Linked DNA regions of Homo sapiens: region 1 is linked to region 2. A link is a contact called in ENCODE Hi-C or POLR2A ChIA-PET data. All regions are on one chromosome and are shown on one strand. The core of a region is the stretch at or near the end of the contact, and the rest is flanking DNA. Distances in the headings are between cores, read along the strand shown.

Region 1 (6,799 bases), core at 3,807-6,306, 230 kb after region 2:
GGTTTGGGCTATTTCTTCATTTCATAGGCTTGTTGTATTAACAGTGTGGTCAGTCCTCCAAATAGATAGGAAGAAGAGATTCAGAAAAGGTGAGAGTACAGATGCTAGTAGATACTGAAGAGAAGCCCCCAGCACCCTGTTTCCTGTTGGGGCAAAACCAAAGGAGGTAACTGTAATAACCGCACTTATTTAGGAACATCTCAAGTTTGAAATGCAGATGGGCCGAGGACAGCGTTACAGAACCCTGCACATTCCAGGATAGTGTGGGGAAATTGTTGAAAGGTTCTGAGTCCTGAGGGATTTGAGGGTAGTGGAAAAATGCCAAGGTGTCCATGGAACGAGGAAAGATGGCGTGTGTGGACTTTGGGGCTGGAAGCAATGGCAGGGACCATGAACACCAGCAATGAATGCCAGATACCACTTGTGATAAACTGCACCTCAGCTGATGCACGTATGTGACCCAGCAAGGGCCATGTGGACAACCACACCATAGAAGCCCCTTGTGCCCTGACGCTGGAGGATAGTTAAGGCTTTCTAGAGGAAATTGGGCCATCCTCCCGAAAAAGGGAAACAGAAGAAGGAAGAGGAGAACTTTGAATACTTACTCATTTTATACTGAAAGAGGCTAAGTTATCTTCAAATGACAAGACTGAGTTAATTTTCCTTTCATTAGCAGAAAGGGGATGCAAGAGTTAAGTTGAATGCCATCAGAAAAGTTAAAAGTATATTCCAGCACATCTGGGATATGGCCATACATTTTAAACCCACCACACCACTCACATTTATGTGTTTATGTTAGTTATTTTTATTTTTTATTGCCGCTTGAGATCTCATATATGTTTATTTTAAATGTCTGTCTTCCCTAGATTGTAAGTTTCATGAAGGCACAGACCATCCTTTTTTTGTTCTATATTCTTAGCTCCTAAACCAGTGCTTAGCACCTGACAGATCCTTGAGAAGAATTTGTGGAATGAATATCAGACCCACACATCAGAGTACCTTCCACAGTATTTAACATAGAACAAGTACATAATAAATAATACTTTCTTCCTTCCTAGGGGAATGTATATTTCTTTGGGCATAGTCCATCTTGCTGTTTTTACAGCCAATTATATCTTAGGTGACTTTAAAAATAAATCTTCTTTGGTTGTTTTTAGAGAAGGAACTTAAGAAACTGAAGACATGGTGTTTGTCTTCTCTAACCCTATTTTGTATCCAAAGGGTATACTGGATAAACGACAGTAGTCACAGCTTCAGAGTGTATATTCTTTGGAAGGTGGTGAATACCTAGTGGTGATTGCAGCACCACCAACACAGTCTTAGCCCCTTCCTTAATTTTGACATGTTTTATCCCTTTCCCTCTCAGATGTCTGGGATCCAATCTGTTTTTATTCTCCTTTCCTTTTTTCTGTGCCACCGTTTTGGCCTGCTCTTCCCCGTCAGGCTCCCCGCCCCGCACCCCCTTGCTCAGGATTGACTGTCTCACCTACTAGTACCCAGCTCCCCTGGGGAGTTCTGAGCATTGATCCCCGCCACTTCAGAACTCCTGGCCAGAAAGGGGCTATACATTCAAGATGGTTCTCATTTCAGGTAAAGCCATCTTCTTCTTTTGGGAAAAAAAAAGAAGTTTTATAAAATATGCCAAAATGCAATTTAATATCTATCATCTTTAAACCATTTATTTGTATTCCATCTTATTTATAAAAGTATTTGAGGTAAGTATATCTTAGGAGATTGTTTTGTAAATAAGTTCACTAACTAGTTAAAAAAAATACGCGAGCTCTGATTTTGACTCAGAAAATACGGACCCTATAGTACGGTATTGCCTGAACTCACTTAATAAGAATTACCTGTGCTGCTTGTTAAATATACAGATTCTCTAAGCTTTTCCCTTGGATATTCTGATTTAGCTAATTGAATGGCCCTGAAAGTTTTTTGTTTGTTTTTTCTTTACTTTTTTTTTTTTTTTTTTTTTTTTTTTTTGTGACGGAGTCCCACTCTGTCGCCAGGCTGAAGTGCAGTGGCATGATCTTGGCTCACTGCAACCTCCACCTCCCAGATTCAAGTGATTCTCCTGCCTCAGCCTCCCGAGTGGCTGGGACTACAGGCGCATGCCACCACGCCCAGCTAATTTTTGTATTTTTAGTAGAGACGGGGTTTCACCATATTGGCCAGGCTGGTCTCAATCTCTTCACCTCGTGATCTGCCCGCCTGGGCCTCCCAAAGTGTTGGAATTACAGGCGTGAGCCACCGTGCCCAGCCTGTTTTTTCTTTAGATGATTTTTTTTTGACCTGACAACTTTAAGAAAAATTGCTAATGTACATAGTGAGAGCTGGCAGAATGAAGACCCATGAGGTACATGGACAGAAGTTGTGGGGGAGGAACAAGGAAATCTCTGGGTAAGAAGAAATTGGATTCAGCCCTGTTTTCTTCCCCCCCAATGTGAATACATCTGTGTGAATGATGATCATCAAAAAAATTTATGGTATTATGGAAAGCTGGTAATATTGATTGATGGACTAATAATATTGCTGGTGTAAAGATTCTCAACTATCAAGGTAACAACAACAACAAAACTCCTGAAAAAACCTAAGGCAGTGTAAAATAGCCCTAATTCCAGTCATTTCAGTGATCTCCTTACTGCTGTATCTTCTTACCATGTAACACAACAACTAAGTATAACATCAGATGTGTTTGATTAAGCTGTAAGTTTTATTTTATTAGAACTGTAACTCTCCCTTTAAATACCTATTTATATCTTTACATAATCAGTCTTTGTAGGTAGTTGTATATGTATTATGTTACCTTATCCACCTCAAAATATTAGAAGGAACTGTATAGATAAGACCCTTCCTTTATTTTTATTGTTTGAATTTTAAGGGTAATACTTTTTATTATTTTTTAACTTTTAATTTTTGAGACAGGGTCTCACTCTTTTGCCCAGGCTGGAGTGCAGTGGCATGATCTGGGCTCACTGCCACCTCTGTCTCCCAGGCTCAAGCGATCCTCCCACCTCAGCCTCCCGAGTAGCTGGGACTACGGGTGTGCACCACCCAGCTAGGCTCATTTATTGTAGTTTTATAGAGATGGGGTTTCACCATATTGCCCAGGCTGGTTTCAAACTCCTGGATTCAAGTGATCCACCCACCTCGGCCTCCCAAAGTGTTGGGATTACAGGCATGAGCCACCATGCCTGGACCCTAGTACCTTTTAGAATAGCAGTTTACCCATATTATAATCTCTGGCTCTCTCGAGAACTTTGTGTATTTCTGTTCTATCCTTGAATTGAATTCTGCACTTCAAAATGTACTCCACTTGGTAAAGAACAGTATTATAGAAAAGGAAAACCCCAAACCATTGTAGTTTGAGGCCTCTCCCTGCTGCAGCCTTTCATTTCCTGCAGTCTCACGACCTCTGGGATGGAGGCATCTGGGCAGGAGAGCTTTCATGGAGGTCGCTGGCCTTGAGGAGGTAACTGTGTCTGAGGGACAGGAATAATGAGGTCTCTGGTAAGCTGGGGATTTTGCTGCCAGATGACCTCAGATGCTGGGGTATGCGGAGGGGCCACGCGGAAGGCAGCAGTGTGGAGACTCTTCCAGGCCTTCTGGTTGATGATCCTGTCAATGTGTCCATTGCTTAAAAGGTGAGATCATTAAAACGTATAATTCCTAAACGACCCTGTTTTTGTAGTATGAATTTCTTCTTAACAAAACAGCATAATATGAAACAGGGTTAGTAGTGCCAGTTTTGGGGCTACTGTTATTCTCCTCTCCCTGGGGTCTGTGGCTCTGCTGTTTTGTGTCAGCAATCTGGCTTCTGGCCAGAGACAGTAGATTTCTAAGCCTGTTGCACCGAAAACTATTGTCATTGAAAAAATTTCCAGTTGCTTAGTACTTCCCAAATGTTGAATACTTTTAGAGGTTTGTAGCCATACGATAATGTCTATTAGTTTAATATTACCCCTTCTCTGCGTGCTTTTATGTAAATAGCAGCATGCTACTGGCTGATCAGATGCTGATGGAATCCAGCATTGAAGGGCCTTGATCATATTATCCAGCAAAATTAAATTTGATTTTTATAGACTTGCCCTGCTGCCACCCATATTTACCAGTCCCATCACTTCCTCTCTTTAGGTGTCTGTGCGGAGTTTTGTTTCTTACATCACTAAAGAATACAAAAACAATACCTTCAGAGTTTCCCACAATACAGATTTTCATGCATCGAAGGAAAGCAGCACTGACAAGACAGGCAGATTGTATTAGAATTATTTAGGTCCTTAGCTTGATTCCCTTCCTGGCTGATTCAGTCCATTCCTTTGTGTCTGCCTGTCCATCTGTGAAGAGAAGATAATTACACCTGCTCCTCATTTACCTCAGAGGGATGTTACAGGCATTCATTTTGAAAGCCTATAAAGCTTTTTGAGCAAGGAGGAGTATAGTTGCAAGAATATATATTGTCGTTGCAGTGGTCCTTGCAAATCTTAATTCCAGTTATCGATATATTGATGAATACGCATTATTCAGTTTCATTAAATAAAAGCTGGCTCTGCCGGGCGCGGTGGCTCAGGCCTGTAATCCCAGCATTTTGGGAGGCCGAGGCAGGCAGATCACTTGAAGCCAGGAGTTTGAGATCAGCCTGGCCAACATGGCAAAACCCCATCTCTACTAAAAATACAAAAATTAGCCGGGCCTGGTGGGGTGCGCCCGTAATCCCAGCTACTGGGGAGACTGAGGCACAAGAATCATTTGAACCTCAGAGGCAGATGTTGCCGTGAGCTGAGATCCCGCCACTGCACTGCACTCCAGCCTGGGTGACAGAGCAAGACTGTTTTCAAAAACAAAACAAAACAAAACAAAAAAAGCTGGCTCTTCATGCTCTGTGAGGTTTTCCCAAAGTGTGTATGTCTAAGAGGAAGGAGGAGAGAGTTTGGTGAATGGAAAATGAGCCACAAATGTAGGTTTTAAGTAATCCATTTCCTTTTAACTCATTTGTGTTCAGCCTTGAAGCTAAAGGAGATGAGCTGAAGAAATGGCGTGAAGTAAGCAGCAATCCTAAACCCCACATTGCCCCAATATTTTTCTGACTCATGATCAAAATTGATCACTTGAGTTAGAAAAAAAATTTTCAGGTGAGAAATGTTTGCTTATGACCAAAAAAAGGTTTTTGTGTAAAGCCTGGCAAGTCACTTAGACTTCTTTAATTGATAAGTCTTCCTAAAGATTTAAAAGAAAATCAAGTCAATTTACATAATCCCTACAATGTCTACCGTTAATTATGTAAGAGGCGAGGCTGTCCCAGATATATAAGGTACGTCAGTTTCTTCCAAAATGTCGTTTTACCTATTATTAAGTTTTCATTGTCTCTCAAGGTGGAAAGCAACAGCTGTTTCCTGAAAATTGCTAAAATTGCATGAACAGTGTGGGAAGCAGGAAACATGCAACAAATACTTCTAAACTCAGAGATCCAGAATGAGATGGTTCCTATCTTCTTCAGTTCCGCAGCACTCATCCTTGACTTCCCATTGTGAAATGAACGACAAATGTTGGTTAAATGCCTACGATGTGCTGGGCTAGTGGTTCTCAAGTGTGGTTCAGCATCATCAACATCAGCATCACGTGGGAACTTGTTAGAGACGCAAATCAGAAGCTGTGGGGTGGAGCCTAGCAATCAGTGTTTTAATAAGCCCTCTATACAAGTGCCTCTTAGAATTGGCATTCCACAGGGTGATAGCAAGGTTGGGACGGGCGGGCCAGCCTGTGGGCAGTACGGGGAGTGGCTGATCACAAACAGCGCAAAGCTTATCCCACCAACTCGTTAGAGGGTGCTTCTCTTTCTGAGCCAGTTCAGGACTTGTATCTTGGAGGAGAAACTCCTCCTCTGGGATTCAGAGCTCATTCCAGATAAATGCTCAAATAGGAGATATTCTAACTTGTGGTTCATATTTTGTGCCAGCCATGAAAGCAAAGCTTCTCTCTATTGCTCTTGTAGCCCTCAATTTCGGAGCTTGAGCCTATCTCCAAGATGGAAAAACAAGGGACAGGAGGCCTAAAAAGGATTTGATCTCTATCATTACCATCTCTCATCTCACTTACCCTTCCCACTACTTTCCCCCATTTTCCTCTTGACCTCCCTGTGCCCAGAATGCTCACTCGAGAACTTGGGAGAGGTGAACAAGGGAGGGTGAGACGTGAGCTAGAGATGGCTGAGAGACAAGATGCTCCAGGGCAGTCCCCACATCCCCCGTTAACCTGCGTGCTTCCCATTCCAAGGGATGACATGCACCTTAGCTACCCTTAACTACACCCCAATCACTCCCTCTCCTCAGACAAAAAGCAATTCCAGGAAATAGAAGTTAGTTTTCACTTAAACAGGATGTGACTATGATGTATGTTTCAATTTCAGCTGGTGGTGACCTGGCTTCTAATAGGAACCCACATCCCCCAGTCCTTGGCGGAGAATGCCTGACAGTGTGGCCAGATTCCTGAGGTTTATGACCTTGTGACCCACAGAGCATTTCAGTCCTCTTCACTCAGCCTAGCAGGCAGATTTGGGGACTAATCATACTGGGAGTCACTATTTCCTGCAAGAAACCTTCCCTTAGGAAGCTTTGTAACATTTCTTTGCAATATCAAAGAGAGACTGAGAGACAGCAAGCTTTAATTTTCACCTGTGACTTAAAATTAATATGTAAATATAGGAAGGAGAAAGAGGAAACTGCGTGGATGGAATGACCTGAGACATCTGGGTCTTTATTCATTCCAATATTATTTTATGAGATTACTATTCAGCTACATACAT
Region 2 (6,530 bases), core at 2,369-4,868:
AGAACAGCCTGGGCAACAAAGCAAGACCCCATTTCTTAAAAAAATAAATAAAAAAATATTAGCTGGGCACAGTGGTGTGCACCTATAGTCCCAGCTACTTGGGAACCTGAGGTGGGAGGATCACTTGAGGCCAGGAGTTAGAGGCTGCAATGAGTCATGATGTCCCACTGCACTCCAGTCTGAGTGACAGAGCTAGACGCTGTCAAAAAAAAAAAAAAAAAAAGGCCCGGTGCTGTGTCTCACACCTGTAATATCAGCACTTTGGGAGGCTGAGGTGGGCGGATCACCTGCGGTCAGGAGCTCGAGACCAGCCTGACCAACATGGAGAAACCCCGTCTCTACTAAAAATACAAAAAATTAGACGGGCGTGGTGGGGGGCGCCTGTAATCCCAGCTACTCTGGAGGCTGAGGCAGGAGAATCGCTTGAACCCAGGAGGCGGAGGTTGCAGTGAGCTGAGATCGCGCCATCTAGCCCAGGCGACAGAGCAAGAGTCCGTCTCAAAAAAAAAAAAAAAAAGTTAATTAAAAAATTGCAATGTACTTGAATTTCCTCAGGTATCACCAGTCTGTGGGTACAAAAGGAGAGTAACATGAACGATTCAAATTCCACTGGCTCTTGTTCCCATGGATTCACAGAAGTTCAGCCCCATTTCAAAACTTCACATTTGCTTCTGGGAAGCCCATTCTGGAAAGTTTCTCTGTGGCCCTCTCCAGAAGGCAGCGCGACTTCCACCCAGCAACACAAGTCTCTGCAGCACCTGCCCCAGCAGCGCCAGCTGAGCCCCGGAAGCTGGGAAGGCTTAAGCTGACTCTTCTGCTGCACATAGCAAAAAATGGTCATTTCTGTAGTTGCAGCTCCAGATCTACAATAATCAATCTATATCCATATTTTATGGGGTTTTTTTGAGACAAAGTCTTGCTCTGTTACTCAGGCTGGAGTGCAGTGGCATTATCATCATTCACTTGTAGCCTTGACCTCCCTGGCTCAGGTGATCCTGTCACCTCAGCCTTCCAAGTAGCTGAGACCACAGGCATGCACCACTAAGCCTGGCTAATTTTTCAATTTTTATTTTTCGTAGAGACAGGGTCTCCCTGGGTTGCCCAAACTGGTCTTGAATTCCTGGGCTCAAGCAATCCTCCTGTCCCGGCACCCCGAAGTGTTGGGACTACAGGCATGAGCCACTGTGCACAGCCCTTTTTGTTTTTGTTTTTGTTTTTTTTTAAAGGTAATTTCCCAGTGGAATCCTCGAGATTTCTTCACGTTTTTGGAAAAATGAGTTACATTTTAGATTGTTTTCCTTTTTGGAATTTAATGGTATACATTATATTACATAGCTATGTTGAGCTCTATTTCTATTACACTAAAAAGTAGGCTAATTGTCTTAACTTTCATCAGTAATGACATTAAATGTGTGAAGATTATACTTGGAATAAAGCACTTGGATTCATTCATTTCTTCAGTAAATATTTATTGAGCACTAGTATGTTCCAACGAGTGTCTGTCTACATTCTGGGGACAAGTGATAACTAAATCCCTGTCCTCGTGGAGAGTTAACAATCAACAAACTAACAAACATTTAATTTATGTCATCAACTCATTTCCACAAATATAACAACATCTTGACTTCAAGTTTCCTGAGTTTCTGGTCTAAAGAATTGCTACCTTCAAGAGCTCAAATCATTTGTTGGGGAGAGAGGCCTGTGATATATTTTCTCCTTTACAATGAAAGTAGCTGTAAAAAGAGGAAGAGAAATTCTGAGGGTAAAGATAAAAAATGTTGAAATCTTCTTTCTGGATTTCAGATTGAGTCTCTTGCCCTAATTGATGCAATTTACACTCCATGCATCTCCTTCCCTGGACCTTCTCCAGTTCTTGGGGACTACAGATGAACTTACTTTTAATGCATTTTATGGCATTTGGAGGCCCTCCAGTGGACAAATACTATACCTGAAAAAAATCCTTTTGCTGTGCTAAAGTGTTCAGGTGTGAAGTGTACTCATGTTTGCAAATCACTTTGAAATATATAAACAAAAATGAATTAATGGATGAATAGAGTGATGCATAGATCATTAGACATGTGATAAAAATAACTGTTAATTGTAGAATCTAGATGATGAGTATATTATATGATATGGCCCACTGTATAATTCTTTCAACTTTTCTGTTTGAATGTTTGATAATAAAATATTGAATAAAAATCTTTTTGCTAAAGATTTATGCCTTGTAGTTCACATTATTGAAAATTTTGCTGAGATAACGTAAATTACCTTTCAAAAATCATCTTAAAAATTGTCTTAATAAACATGGATTAATTTTTATTTTTATTTTTGAGACAAGGTCTTACTCTGTCACCCAGGCTGGAATGCAGTGGCATGATCATGGCTCACTGCAGCCTTGAGCTTCCAAGCTCAAGAGATCCTCCCATCTCAGCCTTCTGAGTAGCTGGGACTAGAGACTAATTAAAAAATTAACCCAGCTAATTAAAAAACATTTTTTTTTTTTGAGATGGAGTCTCGTTCTGTTGCCCAGGCTGGAGTGGAGTGCAGTGGTGTGATCTTGGCTCACTGCAACCTCTACCTCCTGCCTCAGCCTCCTAGTAGCTGGGATTACAGATGTGCGCCACCACGCCTGGCTAACTTTTTTATTTTCTGTAAAGATGGGGTTTTGCCATGTTGGCCAGGCTGCCCTTGAACTCCTGACCTCAAGTGATTCACCTGCATCAGCCTCCCAGAGTGTTGGGAATCCAGGCATAAGCCACTGCACCAAGCCTTAAAAATGTTTTCGTAGAGACAGGGTCTCACTATCTTGCCAATGCTGGTCTTGAACTCCTGGGCTCAAGCAATCCTCTTGCCCCAGACTCCCAAAGTGCTGGGATTACAGGCACAAGCCCCTACACCCTGCCTGGATTAATTTTTAAATGTCTGAAAAACACTTATTTTTAGAAAGTTTAGACAATGTAAATGTGAAATAGCTCTATGAATTCTTTGTTTGAAAAAAGGCTTATCTTCCTGGAATATGTGTTTTATGAACTCAGGAAATTGTTAACAAGTTAACTGAATTTACTTTGCTTTTTAAATTAGAGAGGCGATTGTTTGAGAATTATTGACAATAATTTTTCTTAGAGGAGATGCATTGGTCTGGGTTCAACGCAGAGGTAAAATCTACCCTTAGCTGGTTTAAGCCAAAAGGGACTTATTACATGGTATATCATAAAATTTGTCAGATTAAAGAAACAGCGTATAAGCACTTTGGGAGGCCGAGGTGGGCAGATCACAAGGTCAGGAGTTTGAGACCAGCCTGGCCAATATGGTGAAACCCTGTCTCTACTAAAAATACAAAAATTAGCTGGGTGTGGTGGCCCTCGCCTGTAGTCCCAGCTACCCAGGAGGCTGAGGCAGGAGAATTGCTTGAACCCGGGAGGCGGAGGTTGCAGTGAGCCAAGATCGTGCCACTATACTCCTGCCTGGGCGGCAGAGAGAGACTCCATCTCAAAAAAAAAAAAAAAGAAAAAAGAAACAGTGTACAGGCTGAGCTTCAGGAGTGACTCACAAATCCACTTTATAGACCTGGGCTATCAAAACATGCTGTTGATGCCAGGATCCGGAAGCCAGCCCCTACAGCCGCTAGTTCCAGAGCCACATTACCTTTCCTATAAAACACTCCATCAGGAAGGATGCCTCATAATCTGTCTCTCTGCCACTCAATTATGAATTCTTCACTATATGCAAGTGCTTCTAGAAGTGGTTGGTTGGTTTGTTTTCAGACAGGGTCTCATTCTGTTGCTCAGGCTGGACTGCATTGCACAATCATGACGCCCTGCGGTCTTGACCTCCTGGGCTCAAGTGATTATTTTGCCTCAGCCTCCTGACTAGCTGGGACTACAGGTGCACGCCACCATGTCCCACTAATTTTTTTTTCTTTTTCAGAGATGGAGTCTCGCTATGTTGCCCAGGCTGGTCTTGAACTTCTGGGTTCAAGTGATCCTCCCACCTCAGCTGCCCAAAGTGTTGGAATTTAAAATTCATGTAACAGTCTGAAAAGGGTACCTTCTTCACTCTGACTGACGGCCACCTCCTTTCAGACAATTTCTTTGCAAGTTATGTGCATCTGGGTCCACCTGTAAGCAGAAAATCAGGTTAGGCCCTCAAGGAGCTTGCAAGCAAATGTGGAAGACATATTTTATAAACAGCTAATTTTAAATGATGTGGAAAAACTGCACAGAATACAAGAGCTAAGGAAGCCTGATGGAGAAAGCAGCTGATTCTGCCAGAGGTCAAGGGAGTGGTACATGGAGAAGTAGGAAGGCTTTATAAACAAAGTAAACTTGGTGGACTTTGAAAGGTATGTCACTCTACTTTTGCTTTTGGAGAAAGTGGTCAGGGTGGGGCCAAAGGAGCAAAGCACAGAGTTGGAAAATTCCAAGGTATATTTGGGGGCTAAATTTCTGGTTGAAGGTTAGGGTGGAGGAGCGGTGGGAGTGACAGATAAGGTAGAAAGCTTGGAGCTACATAATAGATGTCAAATGCTAAGGCCTTTATGCTCTCATGGTTAATTTCCTGGGAAGAATTACTTAAACAGAGCTGTTACTTCAATATATAATATCACCTAACTCCAGTCCCGCCTCCTCTCCCACATCCTTCATCTAGTATAGAGGGAACAAATCTTCCCTGCATTGTAACCTAGGACAAGTTACTTAACTTCTCTCTTTAACTTGATGTCCAAATCTATAAATGGAGATTGAAGATAGTGCCTATATGGTTAGTTAAATGATTTACTTAAAACAGTATGTGGACACAGTGAGCACCATATGGACGCTTGCTACATAAGTAAGTTGTAGGCAGTGGATACAGCATTGCCTATTAGAAATTCTCAAATAATTGTTTTGAGACATTTAAATAAAAAGGAGGCTGGGCACGGTGGCTCACACCTCTAATCCCAGCACTTTGGGATACCGAGGTGGGTGGATTATTTGAGGTCAGGAGTTTGAGACCAGCCTGGCCAAGATGGTGAAATCCTGTCTCTACAAAAAAAAAAAACAAAAAAATGAGCCAGGCATGGTGGCACGTGCCTGTAATCCCAGCTACTCGGGAGGCTGAGGCAGGAGAATCACTTGAACCCAGGAAGTGGAAGTTGCAGTGAGCCGAGACTGGGCCACTGCATGCCAGCCTGGGTGACAGAGTGAGACCCTGTCTCAAAAAAAAAAAAAAAAGAAGGATTTTTAGACTTGTGCTAACTCCCAATCATGGGCTTAAGACTTTCACAATAAAAATCATTATGTGTATATATCATTCTAGCCTTAAAAAACATAATTGCTAAAAGGACTATTAGAATGCCTTTCTATTTTACAGTCTGGGTAAATGCTTTCCCAGACTTAAGAGCTTCTTAGAGAGTTTTATCAAACATGCAGGCACATTTCTGATTATTTAAGGCTTAAGACTTTGGAAATTCTTTGGCATTTAGCTACAGCCTTTTGACATTTTTGCTGTTCATTACCAGTACCGTGCTGTGGAAAGGAAAAGAGAAGGGACACACAAGGTGATTTTATACACCTACAAACAGTGGAAAAGTGATAGTGGATAGGAAAAAAGTAGAATCTACATGAAATATTTGTAGATTTAACTTATGTTCTGTTCTCCATTATTGTAATTGTTTGTGTCATACATTGCTGCATAATAAACTACCGTAGGCCAGGTGCAGTGGCTCGTGCCTGTAATCCTAGCACGATGAGGGGGTGAAATGGGAACATTGCTTGAGGCCAGGAGTTCAAGACCGACCTGGGCAACATAGCAAGGCCCCATCTCTACATCTGAAAAAATAATAAATTAGAAACCTACTATAAAACATAACTTTAAAAGAACACTTAATGATTTCTCACCATTCTGCATGAGGGCGCTGCTGTATGACTTTCTTCCATGTGATGTGGGTTGGGACTTGTTGGGAATCTCCCCACGTGGTCTCTCATCCGTCCATGGCTTAGCCTGAGCTTCTTTACATGCCAGCAGGACCCCAAGAGACTGAAGCAGAAGGTCTCTTAAGGTCTCAGAACCAGCCCAGAAACACATCTGCTCATTTTATTGGTTAAAGCAAGGCACAAGGCCAGCTCAAATACTAGGGCTGGGAAAACAAACACTACCTTGATGGGAGGAGCTGCAAAATATTGTGGCTATGACTTCCAACACACCTCAGTAGCTGATCAAGTTGACTGTAAAATTAAATTGGACAAAATTGGTAAAAATTCCAGATTCTGACTTCTGCCAGACATTTATTCCATTTTGCATTTATCCCATTTGCATTTATTCCATTTGCAGATCTGCAGATTAGGAAGTAGACAGAAACAGTAAGAAAAAACACGTGGATAGTCTTAATCACTTTTCAAGTTTTTTTTTTTTGGAGATACAGGTTCTTGCTAGGATGCCCAGTTTGTAGTGCAGTGGCTATTGACAGATGATATACCACACTGTGGCCTCAAATTTCTGGGCGCAAATAATCCTCCCACTTCAGCCTCCTGAGTAGCTGGGACGATAGGCAC

The links. A loop is a pair of places that touch in the nucleus more often than their neighbours do. ChIA-PET counts read pairs that join two places held with the same protein, here RNA polymerase II (POLR2A). Pooled maps may share reads with other maps.
Region 1: a map of A673 shows a loop between it and region 2 (2.1-fold over the local background). The contact joins two enhancer-like sites. A Hi-C loop is called at or near these places in 6 of 168 maps with a recorded cell type or tissue (A673, Caco-2, K562 and 3 more) and 11 of 50 pooled maps. POLR2A ChIA-PET finds 5 or more read pairs at or near these places in 3 of 52 experiments (activated CD4-positive, alpha-beta T cell, activated T-cell and naive thymus-derived CD4-positive, alpha-beta T cell).

What each region holds. Positions count from the first base shown.
Region 1 is chr7:77,427,833-77,434,631 of GRCh38, reverse strand. No RefSeq gene overlaps it. Among named protein-coding and RNA genes, the nearest start is that of GSAP, 15 kb to the right of the region's middle. RefSeq lists an enhancer at 6,764-6,799. Within about 2 kb of position 5,056, at least 12 of the 41 ENCODE cell types and tissues checked have a DNase peak (open chromatin) inside an H3K27ac peak, as active enhancers do.
Region 2 is chr7:77,653,344-77,659,873 of GRCh38, reverse strand. LOC105375363 (a long non-coding RNA gene) reads right to left here. Exons shown (of 3, transcript XR_927695.3): 1 at 6,135-6,530; 2 at 5,877-6,015; 3 at 1,453-4,118. It overlaps APTR (Alu-mediated CDKN1A/p21 transcriptional regulator), which reads left to right. Exons shown (of 2, transcript NR_134254.1): 2 at 556-2,214. Among named protein-coding and RNA genes, the nearest start is that of APTR, 40 kb to the left of the region's middle. Within about 2 kb of position 3,618, at least 3 of the 41 ENCODE cell types and tissues checked have a DNase peak (open chromatin) inside an H3K27ac peak, as active enhancers do.